2 separate regions of the Homo sapiens genome follow, and region 1 is linked to region 2. A link is a contact called in ENCODE Hi-C data. All regions are on one chromosome and are shown on one strand. The core of a region is the stretch at or near the end of the contact, and the rest is flanking DNA. Distances in the headings are between cores, read along the strand shown. Region 1 overlaps CELSR1 (cadherin EGF LAG seven-pass G-type receptor 1). Region 2 has its middle 21 kb from the start of WNT7B.

Region 1 (7,056 bases), core at 416-2,915, 530 kb before region 2:
CCTGCTGTGTGCGAAAGCCGGGAGAGCCAGTGTGGTCCTGACTTCTGCGGCTGGGTGGAGATGGACCATCCGATGAGCAAGGGGGCTGAGCTCAGGGGTAGAGTGGTGACACCAGGTGCAGGCAAGGGCGGGCTGGGACTCTTCTCTACCCCCCTGGACGTGTGCAGTGTGTGATGGGCAGGGAGACCGGGAGTCAGATGGATCCCCCGGGTCGAGAGAGGGCTGACTGTGGAGGGTTTGGTGGGCCCCCTCGGGAGGATTTAGGCAAGAGCTGGGTCCCATGTCCCAGCTGCTGGGCGGTGAGAGTGGAGGGGAGGGAAGCTGGGGACATCATGCTTGCTCCAGCATGGGGGTGGCTGAGGAGGGCTTTGCCAGCTTAGATGGTCAGACACATCTCAGCCGATGTGCTCCATGTGCCGGGAACCCTCCCAGGCTCTGCAGGCCCCATCGCTTGCAGTTTTCCAGCCGCCACACTGTGGTATGGAAAGTACCGTCGCCACCTCCATCCTAGAGATGAGCAAACCAAGGACAGGGCTCCCAGGGCACCAGCTTGTGATGGCAGCAGTGGGATTTGAACCTGGACCGGGCAGCTCCTAAGGCATGTTCCCTGTCTGTGCCTTCCAGAAAAAACTGGCTCTGGGAGGATGAGAGTGAAACTGAGAGAGGTTCGTTCCCTGAGCCAGAGTCCTTACCGGGAATCGGCTTTGGTGAGAAGACGTGAGGCCATTTTTGGCCCCGTGTGGCTGGGCGTCTTTGAGAGTGTCCTGAAGTTGATTGTGTGTGCAGGTCCAGACTGGGGAGACCAGCTCAGGTTATGGACACAGAAGTGAGGGTGCTGGCAGTTAGGAGGGGACCCAGGCCCAGCCTTGAGGAGCCATGGCCCGAATAGCCTCCTGGGTGGGGAACAGTCTGCTTGGGAGCTGGAGCAGGAATAACCACGTGCAGGGGAGGGCCCACGGGTGCAGGCCCTGGAGGCTGAGGGAGGGCGAGTGTCTCCGAGGGGGTCATCCGTGATGGATGCCGTCTGGCGGTTGGAGAGCCTGGGGACAGAGATGTGATGGGTTAGCCAAGGGCAGGTCCTTGGTGGCCTCTGTGAGATCTGAGTGGAGTGGTTTGGGGGTGCCTCTGAGAAGCAAATGACAAGGTTGCTGGCATGAGTGGGATGGGAACAGGACCCAGCCTCAGAGGGAAGGCAGGGTGTCATGGGGACAGGCCTGCACAAGGCTGAGCTAAAGGCCCAGCAGAGTTGGCGGGTTACGCACAGCACCTAGCTGTCCTGCAGCCTAGCGTGGCACTGGCCCGTCTCAGGGGCTTTGGGAGTGGGCAGTGTCAGGTCTTCCTCATTGTCTCCCAAAGGGCTACTGTGGCCAAGCTTCGTAGACGGGTTTGCCAGGACAGTAACTTCTGCCTCTCTCTGAGTCATCAGACCTGGAGGGAATGGAGGAGCAGGAGGCGGACGGGAAAAAGGGGCCTGGGAGAATGGAAGGGGCCACAGGTCCACGGGACATGGACTCACCAGGGCAGGGCGCCCACCTCAGCACCAGCTGCCCGGGGACAAGAGGTCTATGTCTGGCCCCATGTACCGACCAGGGTGTTGAGAGACCATTTTTAAAAGTCTAGGTGAAGTAGCAGGCAGGTGAAACTCCGGGCAAGTTCCCAAAGCCCTGGGCAGGAGCCGGCAGGAGGGGCGGTGCTGGCCACGCCTGGAGCGGGCCCATGTTGCTGGGCGTGCCAGAACCCCACGCTGGCCCCAGTGTCGCTGCTGAAGGGTCCCCTTGGGTTTGGGCTGGTGCCTGTGCCTGCACATTTTGAAACCCGATAGCAGAACCTGTTGAGGAAGGGGATAGGTGGGTAGATGGGGTCTGGGGCCCCTGGCAGCGGCCACCTTAGCTGGGGTGTGGCCTGTGGCCCGGTGCCACGGGGCTCATCCCTGCCAGCACTTGGATTCAAACAGAATTAGATGTTATCTTCTGGGTGCAGCATGTAGAAAGCAGTCCTGAGTTTGGTGTGATTTCTTCAGTTCACAGCCTTGGGGGAAATCGTTTTCTAATTTTTTCTTCTTTTCCTGTAACCTGAACACACGGGTTCATATAAATGCCCCAAATTCCCTAGAATGAAATTCCTTAATGCTGGGAGGGGTTGTAGTAAACAACCCTCTTTTTTTTTTTTTTGAGACAGAGTTTTGCTTTTGTTGCCCAGGCTGGAGTGCAATGGTGCGATCTCAGCTCACTGCAACCTCTGTCCCCTGGGTTCAAGCGATTGTCCTGCCTCAGCCTCCCGAGTAGCGGAGATGACAGGCGCGCACCACCACACCCGGCTAATTTTGTATTTTTAGTAGACATGGGGCTTTCTCCGTGTTGGTCAGGCTGGTCTTGAACTCCCGACCTCAGGTGATCTGCCCGCTTCGGCCTCCCAAAGTGTTGGGATTATAGGCGTGAGCCACCACGCCCAGCCGTAAACGACCCTCTTTAATTCAGTGACCCAGCCTTCCTCTTGCTTGTTTTGGGAGGAAATTCAGGTGGAAGTTCAAGCCATGAGGGTCCAGAGGCCAGTCTTGCAGTAGTGGCCGCTCCTCTTGGAGGCCCCTGGGCTTCCCTGTCCTGAAGCCTGTGGACCTGGGGCCTGGTAGGCGGTGTGGATTATTTCTGGAATGAGCCGGAGGGGACCCTCGGAGGGGTGAGGGGAGGGGGCTGCCTGCCAGGTGGAGGGCCCAGTGCCTTTACTTGGGGTACAAGGGGAGCTGCGCAGAAGCACGGACAGCCCCCAGGAGCCGTTTTCGTTTCCTCCCACACGTGCTGAGGGACTCGCCCTGGTGAAGGGATGGGCATTTTTCAGGAAAACACCAGTGACTGAATTCTTAGGCTTTTGCTTCGGGTAAGGACTTGTGGATACCTTAGTAATCAGGTCCCCCTTTTGGGCGTGAACATTCCATAGCTGGGAAAAGCCCCACAGCAGCCTTTTAGTGGGGTCATCCCTCTAGCGCCTGTTCTCTTGTCCTGGATGAAGGCCAGGGGCTCTTAAAAAGCAAACAAAACACACAGACAGACAGACACACACACACACACACACACACACACACGCACACAACGGGGGTGGGGGCCGTTTTCAAGGTCATCGTGTGGGGTAACACCTTTCCTTCCAGCCGCCCGACACACCGACTTCGCCCCTTCCAGTTGTCATGGGGATTGTGCAGGGGACAGGATGTGTCCCTCAGAGCTGCGGGCCTTGTTTGGAGGCTTACGCGTGTCCCAAGCACAGGGGGCAGGCCTGTAAGAGGGGAATCATGTAGCAAGGAGGCTGGCCCAGAGCAGGGGTGATTGAGAAGTGGGCGCGGGACCGCCTGGGTCTGTGTGCTTCCCACCACCGCGGTGCCTGTTCAGTCTGTGCCTGCATCGTCTCAGTGAAATCTTACAGGATCCCCATGGTAAGGGCAGAGAAACTGAGGCTAGAGAGCTTGTAGCGACAGGAAGAGCCAGGCGCAGACTCTGGGGTCTGTGTGCTCTAATCGTGGTGCTGACAGCCATCTTCGGTCCCCTCTGTCTGTCAGTGGCGAGGCCCTGGGGCACAGAGCTGGAGGTTTCTGAGGACGGAAGCTCAGTGCAAGTGACTGCGTTGCCTGAAACGGGACGGCTGAGAGTTACCTGCACATGGTGCCTGATTGTGGGGGTGGGCGACAGTGGCAGCCGTGCTGCAGGACTGTGGGAGGGGCTGAGGCTGGAGAAGGGGCTCCTTGGAGCCTTCTCTGGGTCCTTGTGGGGTCTCTTATGGTAGAGCTGTCACAAGAAGCTGTAGAGTGAAGGACTGGTGGGCACCAGGTGCAGGGAGGCAGGCATGTCACTGGTCAGAGCTGGAGGCTCTTATTTGGGGAGCCTGGGGAGGGAGATACCAGATGAGGAGCCTGCTCAGAGCAGGGGCTGACGCACCTGTTGAGGGGCCTTCCAGCTCAGAGAAGCTGCATTGTACTAGCCGGGGAGTCGCCTTTCTCCTGCCCTGTATTCTTCCCTCCCTCCCTCCTTCCAACTATCCATCCACCCATCAAGATTTTTCTTTCTTTTTATTTTATTTATTTATTTATTTATTTATTTATTTATTTGAGACAGAGTCTCACTCTGGCACCCAGGCTGGAGTGCAGTGGTGCAATCTCAGCCCACTGCAACCTCCGCCTCACAAGTTCAAGCGATTCTCGTGCCTCTGCCCCTTGGGTATCTGGACTACAGGTGCCCGCTACCACACCCAGCTAATTTTTGTATTTTTAGTAGAGATGGGGTTTCACCACTTTGGCCAGGCTGGTCTCGAGCTCCTGACCTCAGCTGAACCGTCCGCCTTGGCCTCCCAAAGTGCTGGGATTACAGGCATCAGCCACTGCACCAGGCTAAGATTTTTCTTTCTTAATAGTCTGTTTTTATTCACAGTTTTGTATCTTCTTTTAAATATTTTTTAGGATTTTTGTTCATATCTAATCTAAATGACACTTGGTTAAAGTAAACTAACAGCAACTAATTCAAATAAAATCACATGCCCTGTTAGCATTCGGAGATAAGAATGCTCTTGCAGGGCAATAACCATTTGTCAGTGAGTTGATTGTTGCAGGGCGGTTTTCATCATCAGAATGAAGTTGTTCAGCTGCCCTGCAGTTCCGCTGTCGGCCAAGGCCCCAGGGGCTGTCCTTTGATGTGTTGTGATGCTGGGCATGGGCCCGCTGAGCAGGTGTTCTCCCAGCATTGGAGACGGCCTGAGATTTCACCAGAGATGAGGCCTGGGCTGTTCTCCACTCACTGCCCCGTTCAGATTGCCTGACGCTGGGTCTGCCTGGCCCCCTCTGGACCTCCGAAGGTGGAATGGCCATCCCCTGGGGCCCCTTCCCTGCTGCCTCTCACCCTTCTGTAGGTTGGGGAATGGAAAAGCAGAGATCCAGCCTGGAGATCTGACTGTGATTGGGGAAACCTCCTTTTTCTTGCCCATGTATGTCTCAAGCTCTGAGAAAGTATCCCATTTAAAAACTGTTATGAAATATTTGCAAATCCTATATGTGATAAGGGATTAATATCCAGACTATGTAAAGAACTCCTACAATTTAGCAACAAGAAAACAATGGAATTAAAAAATGAGCAAAGGACTTGAATAGACATTTCTTCCAAAGATACAAGTGGCCAATAAGCACAAAAAAAGATGCTCAGAGTCATTAGTCAACAGGGAAATTCAAGTCGAAACCGCAGGCGTGGGGGCTCCAGCCTATAATCCTGGCACTTTGGGAATCTGAGGCAGGAGGATTGCTTGAGCCGAGGAATTGGCAATTTCTACCAAAAAAATATACAAAATATAAAAAAATTAGCTGGGTGTGGTAGCATGAACCTGTAGTCTCAGCTAGTCAAGAGGCTGAGGCGGGAGGTTCGCTTCAGCCTGGGAGGTGGAGGTTGCAGTGAGCTGAGATTGCATCACTGCACTCCAGACTGCACAACAGAGTAAGACCCTGTTTAACACATACACGCTTTTGCAGGGCAATAACTGTTTGCCAGTGAGTTGACTGACACACACACAAAAAAACCCCAAACCTGCAAGGAGATGCTACTTCATACCCATTAGGATGACTGTGGTCAAAAAAACTCAGAAAACACGTGTTGAAGGATGCAGAGAAACTGGAACCCTTTTGCCCTGTTGGTGGAGTGTAAAATGGTGCAGGTGCTGTGGAACACAGTATGGAGGTTCCGCAAAATATGAAAAATAGAACTACCATATGATCCAGCAATCCCGCTTCTGGGTATGCTCTAATTCAAAACAAGGTCTTTATTTTTATTCTTGCTTTTGAGACACAGTCTCACTCTGTTGCCCAGGCTGGAGTGCAATGGCGCGATCTTGGCTCACTGCGGCCTCTACCTCCTGGGTTCAAGCGATTCTCCTGCCTCAGCCTCCCCAGTAGCTGGGATTATAGGCGTGTGCCACCACACCTGGCTAATTTTTATATTTTTAGTAGAGACGGGGTTTCTCCATGTTGGCCAGGATGGTCTCGAATTCCTGACCTCAGATGATCCGCCTGCCTCAAGCCTCCCAAAGTGTTGGGATTACAGGTGTGAGCCACTGTGTCCGGCCTGACTGAAAACAAGATCTTTTTTTTTTTTGAGATGGAGTCTTGCTCTGTCGCCCAGGCTGGAGTGCAGTGGCGCGATCTCGGCTCACTGCAAGCTCCGCCTCCCGGGTTCATGCCATTCTCCTGCCTCAGCCTCCCGAGTAGCTGGGACTACAGGTGCCCGCCACCATGCCCAGCTAATTTTTTGAATTTTTAGTAGAGACGGGATTTCACTGTGTGTTAGGCAGGATGGTCTCGATCTCCTGACCTCATGATCCTCTTGCTTCGGCTTCCCAAAGTGCTGAGATTACAGGCGTGAGCCACCGCGCCCGGCTGAAAACAAGATCTTTAAAGAGGTATTTGTACACCCATGTTCATAGCAGTGTTATTCACAGTAACCAAAAGGTGGAAGCAACCCAGGTGTCTGTGAACAGACGAATGGATAAGCAACATGTGGTTCAGTTGCATGATGGAATACTACTTAGCCTGAAAAAGGACGGAAATTCTGACACTTACTACAACGTGGGTGAACCTTGAGGACATTATGCTAAGTGAAATAAGCAAGACTGAAAAGCACAAATTCTGTATGATTCCACTGAGGTCCCTAGAGGAGTCAAATTCATAGAGACAGGAAGTAGAATGGTGGTTGCCAGGGGGTGGGGAGGGGACAGGAGTTGCGTTTAATGGGGACAGAGTTTCACTTTGGGAAGATGAAAGGCTCTGGAGATGGAGGGTGATGATGGTTGTATAACAGTGTAAAGGTACTTCATGCCCCTAAACTGTGGGTGCATTTAAAAATGGTTACAGTGGGCCACACCTGTAATCCTAGCACTTTGGGAGGCCGAGGCAGGTGGATCACATGAGGTCAGGAGCTCGAGATCAGCCTGGCCAACATGGTGAAACCTTGTCTCCACTAAAAATGCAAAAAATTAGCTGGGCCTGATGACGGGTGCCTGTAATCCCAACTACTCAGGAGGCTGAGGTAGGAGAAT
Region 2 (6,233 bases), core at 3,709-6,208:
TTGGCCTGTATGGAGCCATCATCTGCCCAGGGTGGAAGGGGCAGGAGACATCGAGGGGTAGGGTGGGGTGGAGGAACTTTCTCTTACAGCCACGTGAGAGGCCTGGTCTGCCCAGCGGGGTCCTGAGCTGTTGGTTCTCCAGGCACCTTCAGAGCCACTGGGTTGGGGGTTGGCCAGACTGAAAAGACTGGATGCTCAGGGCTGTGCTCCCTCCGCACCTGCCCTACCTGCAGGGAGGCAGGAGCCCAGCTGGCCAGTGGTTGGGTGAGGACAGAGGTGAGGGTGCTAGGAGCAGCCACTAGACACAAAACCAAGTCCCTCAGCACAGGCCCCTCATCTGGGAGGCACCTGGATGGGAGGACAGGTCCGGCCAAAGAGGTGCACACATGTGGGGCTGAGGAATGGGGTCCCTGCACAAAGCCGGCGTCTGCATCATGGGCAGACAGACCACCATGTCCTCATGAAGTGCTGGCTTCTTTCCTTCCACCTCCTCATTTATAGGGTTGGAAGAGTGACAGCTGAGACCCCAACCTCAAGTGCCCAGGCTGTTGTGAGGACGAAGCAGGGGGCTGTCACAGGTACGGGCTGAGGGCCTGGCAGGTAGGGGCTGTTTCACCTGGAAGCCCCAGAGCCCGGGAGAGTGCAATGCTCCGAACATGTACAGGATGGGAAGGAATTCCACACGCTCTTTTCCTGTGCCATCCCCAGTCCGCCATGGAAGGGAAGCATCAGGAGTAGGATGTGGTGCCTTTTAATTGTACCCATAGAATAGTAATTTGTGTAAACTGCCCCTTTCCCTTTTTGCCTCTGCCACTGGGAAGCTTGGAGCCAAAGCCGTGGGCCTATCTCTGCCTCCACTTAGACCTACCTTCTCTCCCCGTTCCCTTGGTCTTTCACCTCTACTTTTAAATACATGTTCTGATGTTCTGCGGCATCTTTGCTGCACCCCCAAATCCCTTCTGGACAAGGCGACCCCTGGCTCCTTCCTTTGAGCTCCTTGGTTTCTACAACCCTTAAGATGCCCCCACCCCACAGTGGCGAATTTCACTCTCTGGGAAGCGCGGCAGCAGGTGCCTGGGACGCGCCCACCGGAGCCTGGGCTTTGAATCCCTGTCCCCTACTCCACGCAGTGTCAATGTCGCCTGGCCGCCTGCACGTCTGTTTCCTTTGTGCTCAATGCATTTTCTAAGGCAGGTGCCAGGTGGTAGCTGTCAGTGTCATTTCTATTTCTGCTGTTGATTTGCTTGTCTGCTTCTCCAACTGCCTGGCCCCCAGGCTCCTGAGCTCAGCAGGCAGGGAGTGCATACAGAACATCCCCCCACCTCTGAGCTGTCCCCTGTCATTGGACAATGCCCCTAGATGGCACCTCAGGCCTCTGCGGGAGTCTGGGGGCTGTGGGAGTCTGGGGGCTGGTGGAGGCTGTCAGGAGAGGCTGCCCGGAGGAGGTGGTGAGACCTGAGGGCTGAGTAGGGTTAGCCAGGGCAAGGAAGGCAGGGGAGAGCAGATGGAAAGGTGGCTGTGAGGAGCAGTTTGGCCAGGTGTGTGGACAGCCCCTCTGAAGCCAAAGAGTCTAGAAGGTCCTTTGAACCTGGCCCTGTGAGCCTGTGCCGATCGGGCAGAGGGGCCCACATGACAAAGGCACGAGGCATGGCTCCCATGTGCCTGAGGAGGGGGAACAGGGGAGAAATAAGACCCAGAGGCTCAAGTGTGCTGTGCTGAAGAGCAAGGCCTTCAGGGAGGCGACAGGGAGCCACAGAAGGTTATGGGGGGGAGGGTGCACAGCAGGCTCTCTGATGCTTACATTGAACACACAGTTCCAATTTGATTATTTACTTGAACCCAATGACTCCTCTGGCAGTGGGCTTGGCTGTCCTTGCCTGGTGAAGGGATGTGACTTTCTCCCCAAGGTTGCACCTCCTCCAGCCCCAGGCAGCTGCACGGTCAAGGGCAGTACCCAGCAAGGGACGATGGAGATGCCGGCCAGCGTCTGAGGTTAAAGTATACTTTGAAAAGCGTGGCTAACGTTTGAAGGAAAACAGCAAAAGAAGAGTCTAGAAACCAGATCCCTGGCCAACAGGAGTCTACGTTCCAAACAATGTCCCTGAGGAGACAAAGAGCCAGGGCCCCTGGGGGGGCACTGCTGCCAGCCCTGGGGAAGGGACCAGGCTAAGAGGGCTCTCAGATCCTCAGGACAGGAGAGGGTGGGCTCTGCGGGCCGGGCAGGGCTGGCCTGTGCCCACTGCCTGGGGGAACTCAGCCAGCGGGAGCTGTGCACAGGTGCACAGCTGGGCCCTGGTGAGGGGTGGGGATGAGGAGCGGCAGGTCCAGGAGTGGCCGCAGGAGCAGTGACCCAGGCGTTGGGTGATCCAGAGGGACTTGGCCCATTAAGGGGACTTGGCAGCCGTGCCAGCCTGGAACAAGAGCCCGCAGAGGACACCTGCCTGGACAGATGGCGTCCAAGGCGGGCACTCCAACAGGGATGCTGTGAATGTCAGGTGCCACCGGGCACTGAACTGACTCAGTTTTCACACCTGAACAGGATCATACACATTCAGCTGTGGACAATTGAATCCATTTCCCGCCTCTGAGGCTTCACCATCTTTCCTCAAAGGATGAGGGAAGTGTCCGGTGACCCTGGCTTCGAGAGTTGGGGTTGGGGAGGGGTAGGAGGCACAGGGTGGTGGGTTGGGACTGTAGAGTCAGGCTCAGGGCTCAGCTCAGGGCAGGTGCCGTTGGGACCAGGGAACCATTACAGGTTCCCAGGTTTGACCTCTGCATCCCCCCAGTCCCTGCCCCTGAGGTCTGGGGTCCAGATTCCCACAGGGCCAGTAGCTGAACTCTTTTTCTTTGGGGAGGAGGAGGCAACCAGGCCTGGAGTCACTTCCCTTGTAAACTAGGCTTTGGCTTTTCTCTCTTCCCCTCCCTCTGGGCGGAGAGGTGGCCGACATCTAGTCAGGGCAACTGTGGGTCAGTCACCCACAAGCTGGAAAACCAGATGGTCCTGAGAGTCTACAGGGGACTGGGCTGAGTTGGGTGGGTGGAAGGACAGGGAGGGTTCTGGCCAGCGTTGGGGGGGCCCGTGCTGGAGGCAGGGCGGGTCTCCATGCCCAGCCTCTGTCCCCCAGGTTCCAGTGGTGGAGGGGGTGGGGCAAGTGGAGACAGCGGAGGGCGGGGGTTAGGGGGGCCCTGGCTTCCTCCAGCAGGCTCCGCCTGCCCCAGCAGCTGCTGCTTCCGCCGCTGGCCTGGCAGACAATGCGCTGGCGGGGAACAGTGGCCCGGGGCCAGGGCTGTCCATCCCCCCCAGCTACACAGGAAGACAGAACTCAGAAGACCAGTGTGTCCTGAAGTGAACTCGCTGCCCAGGCGCTGTGATTTAGGGCTGTAGATTCCCAGAGGAGATGCCTCCAGTTTGAGTCAAACTGGTTTCTTTCAGGCTTAAAATGGCAGGGCCCTGGGACCCCGTTGGGGAGGGGGTCGAGTTGGGAGGGATGGCCCTGGGAAAATCTCTACCTCATCTCTCCCTTCTCCTGCAGCCCTTGCCCTCGGGCTGTGTGGGTGGCACCTCAGCCCTCCTGCCACAGGGCCTTTGCACGGCTGGGCCCCTGCCTGCAGTGCCCTCTCTTGAGGTCCCTCAAGCCTGCTGCATCTGGGTCTCAGTCCAGAGGCCTCCCGTGGCCTGCCTGCCTCTCCATCCTTGCCTTAGAGCCCTTCCTGTCCCCTCTCCCCAGACATGGGCCCTGACCTGTGCTATGATTTCCTGTCTGGGTCCTGAGGTCCCCTCAGTCATTCTTGTTCCTCCTCTCCTGCCTACTCCCCCTCCTGGCACTCTCCCCTGAACCCTCAGGGCTCAGCTCCTGTGGTCCCTGGGCACCCTTTCTCCCAGGCCCTGCCTACCCACGTGGCGTGGGCCCCTCCATCGCCTGCACACCCCTCCATCGCCTGCACGCCCCTCCATCACCCATCGCAACGTGCCTGTGTGCTTGCCCGTCTCCCTGGCCCTGGAAATACTCCGGACGGGCGGGGCCGCTGCAGGAGCCCACCCCGATGCCAGACCTGGGCCAAGAGAAGAGGCAGGCTCTGCAGAGAGGTCCTGGGCAGGCAGCATGGACCTGGGCTTCCCCTTCCTCAGCATAGACCACAGCCGGCCACCAGGCCGTGGAGCAGGAGGGCGGCCCCACTGAGCTCCACAAAGCGGAACCGGCCCTCTGAGTCAGCGCAGGGAGCAGAGACCAGAGTCAAGCAGCCCTCCCTGGATGGGGGCGGCCTGGAGCTCTCCTCCCTGGACTGGGATGGCCTGGAGGTCCCCTCCCTGGACCGGAGCACCCTGGAGGTCCCCTCCTTGGACCGGGGCACCCTGGAGGTCCCTTCCCTGGACCGGGGCACCCTGGAGGTCCTGGTGCCTGCCCTGGCCCCACTGCCATAGGCCAGGACTCAGCTCTGTCCCAGGCCTCAGGCCCAGCCCTGCCTGCTGCTGACCTCCTTTTGACCCAAGTGTCACCCCCGGGGCGTTACGTGGAACTTACCCTGGGCCCGCAGGTGGTTCCCAGGGCCCAGCTATCCCCTCCTCGCCTCTCAGACTCAGCCAAGTGGCATCGCCTCAGGGAAGCCCTCCCTGATCTGCCTTCGGCGCTCCCTGTTGCATCAGGTGCCTTCCAGCTTGGAGGAGGGTGGTCTGTCTGTCTGTCTGTCTGGCCGACCGGTCTGTCTCTCCCGCTAGACTCTGAGCTTGATTTAGCAATTCATGGACTGAGGGGGACTGCTACACTTTGGTGCTGATTTTGGTAACTTCAGAGCCTCTCAGCCCAGGCCTGGCACATAAGGCCCGCAGGGAGCTGCTTGTTGGTTGACACTCATGGAATGAGTGAACTCTGGAGCCTTCCTTGAGGCATCGAGCTCGCCCCTGCCTGCTGGCCCACCGCTCCCTCGCCCTGGCCACTCATGGTGCGGGGCTGTGGCTTCCGGAGCCCTCTCCCTCCTGAGCGTGAGCTCCCGGGGGGGAAGAGAACAGGGTGGGAATCAGCCGTGAGAAGGAACGGAGCACAGTGCGGCACCGACTCACTGTCACTGATGCTGTGACAGCAACCACAGTGAAGAATCACACAGCCGGAGAGAGCAGGGGAGGGCGTGGAGAGATTGGAGCCTGTGCACACGCTTGCTGGTGGGAAGGTGAAATGGTGCAGCCACTGTGGACACCGAAGAGAGAGCCAGAGCCACCATGGCATGGACAGGAACAGGTCCCCTCCTGCGTGTAAGTCGGGAGAAGCGGCCACAGGGACACACCAGACACTTGCACCCTGAGGTTCCTCACCGCTCACAGAAGCTGAGGAGAAACAGTCCCGGCGTGCACCCAGGGGGATGGAGGAACAGAACAGGGCCTGTCCACACCTCCTCTCTCGCCACCTCGGGGCTGGGCCTGGCTGCTGCGGTGTGCTGTGTGTCCTGGGCGGCCAAGGGGGTGCTTCTGGGACCTGCAGACCCCTCAGCCCCCTGGGGACTGCAGATTCAAAAACTCACCCTACTTCTCATGGGGACAGCAAAGGCCCCAGACACCATGTCCCCACCTGGCCTCAGTCTCCCCACATGGGATAGAGGTGCAGCCAAGTGTCCCCCGGTCCTACCGGGCCCTCCTTGAAGCCCCCCAGGCAGGCAGTACTACGGAGGGGCGAGGGACTTGCCAGAGTCATACGGCCTAGTGGCTTGGAAGCTGGGTCTTTGGGAATCCAGATCCCGCACTCTCCTGCCCTGTGTCTCCCACGGGCGGGACAGACTCCCCTTGTCCCAGGAGTCTCGGCTCCCATGCCAAGGCCTGGCACAAACCAGGTCCTTTCCCTGCCCTTGAGCGCCCTCTGGTGGGCATGCTGGGCATTGTCAGGGATGAGGCGGAGGAACCAGAGCCGACCCCAAGGTTAAGGACAGGGTGAAGGGCCAGAGGCCAGGGACTGGCTGGGGATGAAGAGCTACGTGAATCCTGGGGGCCTGGGGGAAAGACCTCCAGTTTCTCAGGAGGCGCTGGTGTCACTGCCCCATCGTGCAGTGGATCCTGGGACCGGGAGGCCCCGCGTTCAGGCTCGATCTTCGGGGTCTGGTCAGGAGGTGGAAATGGGGTCGGCGGGGTCCCAGGAAGGAGCTTTTGTGCCCCGAGGCCCTGGATATCACCAGCCTCACCTCAGAGCTGCCCCTGCGTCCTCCTCTCACAGGGAGCCAGGCCATCCTTTGCAAGGGACATGTGGACT

Evidence for each region. A loop is a pair of places that touch in the nucleus more often than their neighbours do. Pooled maps may share reads with other maps.
Region 1: a loop to region 2 is called in a map of aorta, with 9 times the contacts of the local background. The contact joins two enhancer-like sites. A Hi-C loop is called at or near these places in 8 of 168 maps with a recorded cell type or tissue (A673, HAP-1, adrenal gland and 5 more) and 4 of 50 pooled maps.

What each region holds. Positions count from the first base shown.
Region 1 is chr22:46,520,565-46,527,620 of GRCh38, reverse strand. All of the region lies in intron 1 of CELSR1 (cadherin EGF LAG seven-pass G-type receptor 1), which reads left to right. Among named protein-coding and RNA genes, the nearest start is that of CELSR1, 14 kb to the left of the region's middle. RefSeq lists an enhancer at 4,219-4,719. Within about 2 kb of position 1,665, at least 3 of the 41 ENCODE cell types and tissues checked have a DNase peak (open chromatin) inside an H3K27ac peak, as active enhancers do.
Region 2 is chr22:45,994,629-46,000,861 of GRCh38, reverse strand. No RefSeq gene overlaps it. Among named protein-coding and RNA genes, the nearest start is that of WNT7B, 21 kb to the right of the region's middle. RefSeq lists enhancers at 3,132-3,801, 4,765-5,683 and a silencer at 4,261-4,410. Within about 2 kb of position 4,958, at least 22 of the 41 ENCODE cell types and tissues checked have a DNase peak (open chromatin) inside an H3K27ac peak, as active enhancers do.